Linked DNA regions of Homo sapiens: regions 1 and 3 are each linked to region 2. Evidence: read pairs that join two places in POLR2A ChIA-PET (ENCODE). Cell type or tissue: A673. All regions are shown on one strand. Region 1 has its middle 34 kb from the start of ZBTB8A. Region 2 overlaps KPNA6 (karyopherin subunit alpha 6). Region 3 overlaps EIF3I (eukaryotic translation initiation factor 3 subunit I).

The links. ChIA-PET counts read pairs that join two places held together with the same protein. Peaks named below come from ENCODE experiments on the same cell type or tissue, not always from the same donor. Only the 100,000 strongest peaks of a DNase experiment are listed, where the experiment ranks them.
Region 1: POLR2A ChIA-PET joins it to region 2 with 6 read pairs; 2 of 35 experiments call an interaction of 5 or more read pairs at or near these places.
Region 3: POLR2A ChIA-PET joins it to region 2 with 9 read pairs; 7 of 35 experiments call an interaction of 5 or more read pairs at or near these places.

Annotation. Positions count from the first base shown.
Region 1 is chr1:32,503,850-32,506,349 of GRCh38, forward strand. No RefSeq gene overlaps it. Among named protein-coding and RNA genes, the nearest start is that of ZBTB8A, 34 kb to the right of the region's middle. In A673, no CTCF peak of the experiment used is centred here; no DNase peak of the experiment used is centred here.
Region 2 is chr1:32,150,582-32,153,081 of GRCh38, forward strand. The region is part of intron 1 of KPNA6 (karyopherin subunit alpha 6); the gene reads left to right. Among named protein-coding and RNA genes, the nearest start is that of TXLNA, 28 kb to the right of the region's middle. In A673, no CTCF peak of the experiment used is centred here; DNase peaks (open chromatin) are centred at 520, 820 and 1,070; H3K4me3 peaks cover 929 bases; H3K27ac peaks cover 1,689 bases.
Region 3 is chr1:32,225,600-32,228,099 of GRCh38, forward strand. It overlaps EIF3I (eukaryotic translation initiation factor 3 subunit I), which reads left to right. Exons shown (of 11, transcript NM_003757.4): 5 at 572-721; 6 at 804-931. Among named protein-coding and RNA genes, the nearest start is that of EIF3I, 4.4 kb to the left of the region's middle. In A673, no CTCF peak of the experiment used is centred here; no DNase peak of the experiment used is centred here.

The DNA.
Region 1 (2,500 bases), 350 kb after region 2:
GTGGCAGGTACCTGTAGTCCCAGCTACTTGGGAGGCTGAGGCAGGAGAATGGCGAGAACCCGGGAGGTGGAGCTTGCAGTGAGTCGAGATCGCGCCACTGCACTCCAGCCTGGGGGACAGAGTGAGACTCCGTCTCAAAAAAAAAAAAAAAGATTGTATAATTAAACATTAAACATAGTTCTGACTTTTCTAGCAAAAAGATTGTTAAATGTAATAGTTCTCATTGTATAATTATAGGAAAGATGTCTGTCAGGAGAAAGGAAGTTTTTCTGACACTAAACTCTAAGAGGAATGTATCCCTCTATCAGGGATGTTGGAAAATAGACAATTCCTTTTTTTTTTTTTTTTTGAGACAGGGTCTTACTTTGTCGCCTGGTGACAATTCCTTTATCAGCATTTTTATAGAATTCACAAGAGGTGTTTCTAACATGGGCCATCAGTAAAATCCAAGTATACAACACTAAATCATAAACATATTGTCTAAGTGTCTAAGTTTGTAGCTTTTAGGTAATCTAAACTGATTCAGGGCTGGAGCTTTAAAATCAAGAGGATGCTGGGCACAGTAGCTCACGCCTGTAATTCCAGCACTTTGGGAGGCCAACGCAGGCAGATCGCTTGAGCTCAGGAGTTCCAGATCAGCCTGAGGAACATAGTGAGACTTAGTCTCTAAAAAAAAAAATTTTTTTAATTAGCTGGGCATGGCCGGGCGCGGTGGCTCAAGCCTGTAATCCCAGCACTTTGGGAGGCCGAGGTGGGTGGATCACAAGGTCCGGAGATTGAGACCATCCTGGCTAACACGGTGAAACCCCGTCTCTACTAAAACTACAAAAAATTAGCCGGGCACAGTGGCGGGCGCCTGTGGTCCCAGCTACTTGGGAGGCTGAGGCAGGAGAATGGCGTGAACCCGGGAGGCAGAGCTTGCAGTGAGCCAAGATCATGCCACTGCACTCCAGCCTGGGTGACAGCAAGACTCCGTCTCAAAAAAAAAAAAAAAAAAAAAAAAATTAGCTGGGCATGTGATATGGTTTGGCTGTGTCCCCACCCAAATCTTGTCTTTAATTGTAGTTCCCATTGTCGTGTCATGTAGTCCCATGTGTCGTGGGAGGGACCAGATGGAGATAACTGAATCTTGGGGCCAGTTTCTTCCATCCTGTTCTCGTGATAGTGAGTTAGTTCTCACAAGATCTGATGGTTTTATGAGGAGCTTCTCCCTTTGCTGGGCACTTATTCTTCTCCCTGCCGTCATGTGAAGAAGGATGTGTTAGCTTCCCCTTCTGCCATGATTGTAAGTTTCCTGAGGCCTCCCCAGCCATGCTGAAATGTGTGTCAATTAAACCTCTTTCCTTTTTAAATTACCCAGTCTCAGGTATGTCTTTATTAGCAGCGTGAGAACAGACTAATACTACAGCATGCATGGGCAACAGAGTGATACCCTGTCTCAAAAAAAAAAAAAAAAAAAGAGCAAAAGATTTGAACTTCACCAGAGAAGATATATGGATGACAAAGATAGCACTAATGATTAGGAAAATGCAAACTGAAACAGCAGAGCAAAATAAAACCACCATACCTACTAGAAAGGCTAAAAACCAAAAACAAAACAAAACAAAAACCAACAGTAGCAAGCACTGGCAGGGATTCAAAACAATGGAACTCTCACAAATTGCTGATAGGAATGCAAAATTATACAGTTACTTTGGGAAACAGTTTGGCAATTTCTTATTTATTTATGAATGAATCAATGAATGCATGAATGAATGACAAGGTCTTACTCTGCCACCCAGGCTGGAGAGCAGTGGTGTGAACACGGCTCACTATAGCTTTGACCTCCCAGGGATTCAAGTGATCCTCCCGCTTCAGCCTCCCAAGCACCTATGACTATACGCATGCACAACCACACCCAGCTAATTTTTTATTTTTTGTAGAGGTTGGGTCGCCCTATGTTGCCCGGGCTGGTCTCAAACCGCTGCGCTCAACTGATCCTCCTGCCTCAGCCTCCCAAAGTGGTGGGATTACAGATATAAGCCACCACCTGGCCATTTCTTACAAATTTAAATGCATACTTAGCATATGACCCACACATCCCACTCCTATTTACCCAAGAGAAATGAAAACTTACATTTACACAAAAACCTAGATATGAATGTTTACAGTAGCTTTTTGCATAAATTCCCCAAAAGAAGCAATCAAAATGTTCAACTGGCAAATAAACATCCACACAATGGAATATTACTCAGCAATACAAAAGGAAAAAATATTGTTACATGCAACAACAGTATGAATCTTTAGTGCATTATGTTAACTGAGAGAAACTAGACTCAAAAGACTATCTACTGGTGGTCAAAATGGTTGCCACGGGATGGGAGAGTGTAAAGGAGGCTAACTACTAAGGTTCAGCATAAGGGAGGTTTTTTTTGGGGGGTGGGCAAGAGAATTGTTCTGTATCTTGATTGTGGTATTGGTTATACAACTCTATGCCTTTGTCAAAATTCACAGAACTGTA
Region 2 (2,500 bases):
TCCTATGGGTCACAATTTTTCTGCTGCTTAGCATGTATAGTACTTTTTGTTGTTTGTTCATTTGGAGACAGAGTCTCCCTCTGTCACCAGGCTGGAGTGCAGTAGCATGATCTCTGCTCACTGCAACTTCCACCTCCCTGGTTCAAGTGATTCTCCTGCCTCAGCCTCCCGAGTAGCTGGGACTACAGGTGCGTGCCACCAAGCTCAGCTAATTTTTGTATTTTTAGTAGAAACGAGGTTTCACCATGTTGGCCAGGATGGTCTCAATCTCTTGACCTCGTGGTCCGCCCACCTCGGCCTCCCAAAGTGCTGGGATTACAGCCGTGAGCCACCACGCCCCGGCTGTTTTTGTTTTTTAGAGACAGGGTCTCACTCTGTTGCCCAGGCTGGAGTACAGCGGTGCAGTCATAGCTCACTGCAGCCTTGAAGAACTCCTAGGTTCTTCAAGCTATCCTCCCACCTCAGCCTTCCAAAGTGCTGAGATTTATAGGCATGAGCCACCATGCCTGGCTCTGGCCCATAATTTTTAATTGGATTCCAAGCATTGTGAATTTTGTTTTTAGTGTCTGGATTTTGTTGTCTTTTTTTTAAAGGATGTAGGGCGTTTTATAGGTGTTCTGTTTTAGCAGTGTAAGGCTCGTTTTTAAGCTTCATGAGTAGCCTTTTCTGGGAATAGTTTAATCCCACTACTAAGCCATAGCCCTTCTTAGGGTCTCTACTATGCCCTAAGTGATCAGGGAGAAATCCCCATTCAGATTTGTCTAAAGTCTCTCAGCCCTGTGCGAGCTCTGGGAACTGCTGAGCTTACATACAGCTTCTCAGTTGCCCTTTGTGTGACTCATGGAGCTTCACCCAGCATGTATGCATCCTTAGTCTTCAGCAAAGATTTAGGGAACCCCAAACAGATTTCCCAATTTTTTTTTTCTGCCTATTTCTCTCCTCGCTGGAATGCTGTCTCAGTGTTTTCAGCCACCTCAGTCTCACTGAAGTCTCTAGTCTCTCCTCCACTGGTGAGATTTCCGTGGTGCTGTTTGGGACCCCTCTTCTGCTATAGAATGTGCCTCTGGGCAGAAAGCCAAGGAGACAAGTAGAGCTCACTTAATTCGTTTCCCTCTTGGAGAATCACAATTCTGCATTGCTGTTGCCCGATGTCTGAAACAGTTTATAGCAACAGGGGAAATCCTATCCCTCTTATTCCATCATGGCTGGAAGTGGAAGTGATAACTATATTAATATCCAACAAAAGAAAAAGGGCAACAAAGGGCATTGTTAAGGAATAATTTGGCTCACTTTATAACAAACTTCTATTCACAGTCAAGATACAACAGTTCTAAATTTGTATGCTTCTAATGAAATAGTATTAAAATACATAAAGCAAAATTAAACTACGGGGTAAAATGGCTACATTCACTATCAATAAGGAAAACATTAGTGAAGTGAAACATTAATAGAAGATTTGAACAACATGATGGGCATGGTGGCTCATGCCTATAATCCCAGCACTTTGGGAGGCTGAGGCAGGGGGATTGTTGAGGACAGGAGTTCAAGACCAGCCTAGACGATATAGTGAGACCCCCATCTCTACAAAAAAAACGTAAAGATTAGCCACTCATGGTAGTACGAGCCTGTAGTCCCAGCTACTCAGGCTAAGGCAAGAGAATTGTTTTAGCCCTGGAAGTTGAGGCTGTGGTGAGCTGTGATCGTGCACTGCACTCCAGCCTAGGCAATAGAGGGAGGCCCTATCTCAAAAAATAATGAATAAATAAAGAACAACATGATGACAACTTAATTTAATGGACATGATATTCAGAAAGCCATGCACAATAATTTAAGAATACAGATTCTTCTCAAGCACACATGGGACACTTATGTAAATTGAATAAATCAAAAGTAATTAGATATTTAGGACTGAATTACAATACAAATATTAATTTGAAGGAAATTTATAAGCCTTAGAAAGGTAATATAGAAGTATAGTGTGGGGCCAGGCACGGTGGCTCACACCTGTAATCCCAGCACTTTGGGAGGCCGAGGCAGGTGGATCACGAGGTCAAGAGATCAAGACCATCCTGGCTAACATGGTGAAACCCCATCTCTACTAAAAATAGAAAAAATTAGCCAGACGTGGTGGCGGGCGCCTGTAGTCCCAGCTACTCGGGAGGCTGAGGCAGGAAAATGGCGTGAACCCAGGAGGCGGAGCTTGCAGTGAGCCGAGATGGCGCCATTGCACTCCAGCCTGGGCAACAGAGGGAGACTCTGTCTAAAAAAAATAAAAATAAAAATAAAAAAAATTAGCCCTGCGTGCACACCTGCAATCCCAGCTGCTTGGGAGGCTGAGGCAGGAGAATCACATGAACCCAGGAGGCGGAGGGTTGCAGTGAGCCAAGATCGCGCCACTGCACTCCAGCCTGGGTGACAGAGTGAGACTCCATCTCAAAAAAAAAAAAAAAAAAAAAAGTATAGTGTGAACATTTAATTACTTAGATATACAACTTAAATT
Region 3 (2,500 bases), 75 kb after region 2:
GCATGGTGGTGGGCACCTGTAATCCCATCGACTCAGGAGGCTGAGGCAGAAGAATCGCTTGAAAGGTTGCAGTGAGCCGAGATCACACCATCGCACAGCAGCCTGCAGGACAAGAGCGAAACTCCATCTCAAAAAAAAAAAGGCCGGGCGCGGTGGCTCACACCTGTAATCCCAGCACTTTGGGAGGCTGAGGCGGGCGGATCACGGGTCAGGAGATCAAGACCATCCTGGCTAACACGGTGAAATCCCGTCTCTACTAAAAATACAAAAAATTAGCGGGGCATGGTGGCAGGCGCCTGTAGTCCCAGCTACTTGGGAGGCTGAGGCAGGAGAATGGCGTGAACCCGGGAGGCGGAGCTTGCAGTGAGAGCCGAGATTGCACCACTGCACTCCAGCCTGGGCAACAGAGTGAAACTGTCTCAAAAAAGAAAAAAAAAAAGAAAAGTTAAAATACTTTTTAAGTTTGGGTCACTGGAGCAAGACAAACAGTGAGATGTGATGGTAGCATTCTCTAGAATGTCCTCCCTGCAATTGCAATGGATGGTGTAGCCCAGACTTTGCCTGACTCCAGGAAAGCAGCTGGCCCTTCTCAAGACCAATTCGGCTGTCCGGACCTGCGGTTTTGACTTTGGGGGCAACATCATCATGTTCTCCACGGACAAGCAGATGGGCTACCAGTGCTTTGTGAGCTTTTTTGACCTGCGGGATCCGAGCCAGATTGGTGAGGGCTGGGAATAGGGCTGGGGTTGAGGTAAAGGGTACAGTTCTAGAGCCCAGGGCCTAACATCTACTGCCCCACACAGACAACAATGAGCCCTACATGAAGATCCCTTGCAATGACTCTAAAATCACCAGTGCTGTTTGGGGACCCCTGGGGGAGTGCATCATCGCTGGCCATGAGAGTGGAGAGCTCAACCAGTATAGTGCCAAGGTAAGAGGCCACATGGGGCCTGAGCCTACCAGAATAATTTTTTTTTTTTTTTTTAAGATAGAGTCTCTCTCTGTTGCCCAGGCTGGAGTGCAGTGGCGCCATCTCGGCTCACTGCGACCTCCACCTCCCTGGTTCAAGCAATTCCCCTGCCTTAGCCTCCCGAGTAGCTGGGATTACAGGTGCATGCCACCGCACCTGGCTAATTTTTTTTGTATTTTTAGTAGAGACAGGGTTTCACCATGTTGGTCAGTCTGGTCACGAACTCCTGACCTCAGGCAGTCCACCGCTCGTGGCTTTTTTTTTTTTTTTTTTTTTTTTTTGAGACAGAGTATCACCCTGTCACCCAGGCTGGAGTGCAGTGGTACGATCTCGGCTCACTGCAACCTCCACCTCCTGGGTTCAAGCCATTCTCCTGCCTCAGCCTCTTGAGTAGCTGGGACTATAGGCACCTGCCACCATGCCTGGGTAATTTTTGTATTTTTAGTAGAGATGGGGTTTCTCCATGTTGGCCAGGCTGGTCTTGAATCCTGACCTCCTGACCTCAGATGATCCACCTGCCTCGGGTCCTGGTGATAGCACACTAGTTCAGAACAAGGGCAGGGCTGTATGCTGTGGCTCACATCTGTAATCCCAGTGCCTTTGGGGGCCAAGGCAGGAGGATCTCTTGAGCCCAGGGGTTGGGGCTGCAGTGAGCTATGATTGCACCACTGCACTCCAGCCTGGGTGACAGTGAGACCCTGTCTCTAAAAAAAAAAAAAAAAAAAAAAAAGTTAATAAAAAATTTTAAAAAGAGCAGAGGTGAGATTCAAATGTAGATTTCACCACTTTCTAGCTGTGTGATCTTGGGCAATTTACATGACTTCTCTGACCCTGTTTATCTGTAAAATGTTTCAAGGATCAAATGATATCACATGTTTGAAAAACTTGTCACAAAGTACTCAGGACATGTTAATAAGGATCACAGGCCGGGTGTGGTGACTCACACTTGTAATCCCAACACTTTGGGAGGCTGTGGCAGGATTGCTTGAGACCCGGAGATTGAGATCAGCCTGGGCAATATAGGAAGACCCTGTCTCTACAAAAAAAAATTAAAAATTAGCTGGGTGTGGTGGAGTGTGCCTTTGGTCCCAGGTACTCAGGATGTTGAGGCTGAAAGATTGCTTGAGTCTGGGAGATTGAGGCTGCAGTGAGCCATGATTGTGCCACTGTACTCCAGCCTGGGTGATAGAACAAGACCCTGTCTCAAAAAAATAATTAAGGATCACAAATGAGCATTTCCTTGCCACCACTGAGTATAATGCCCTGTATAATGCTGAGTATAATGCTGAACTCCTAGAACAAAGAAGTAAATCAGATGCAGTCCCTTCCCCCATGGGGAGACAGACTTGCAAACAGCTAGCACCTGAGTCAGATTGTGAATTGTGCCACCATAGAGGTCTCAGCCAAGTGTGGAAGGTGCACTCTCCCAGGGAGGTGGCGTGTACATTAAACCCTGGAGAATAAATGGAGCTTCAAGCAGGAAGGAAAGAACATCCCACAGGCAAAAGGAACAGCAAAGGCAAAGGCACA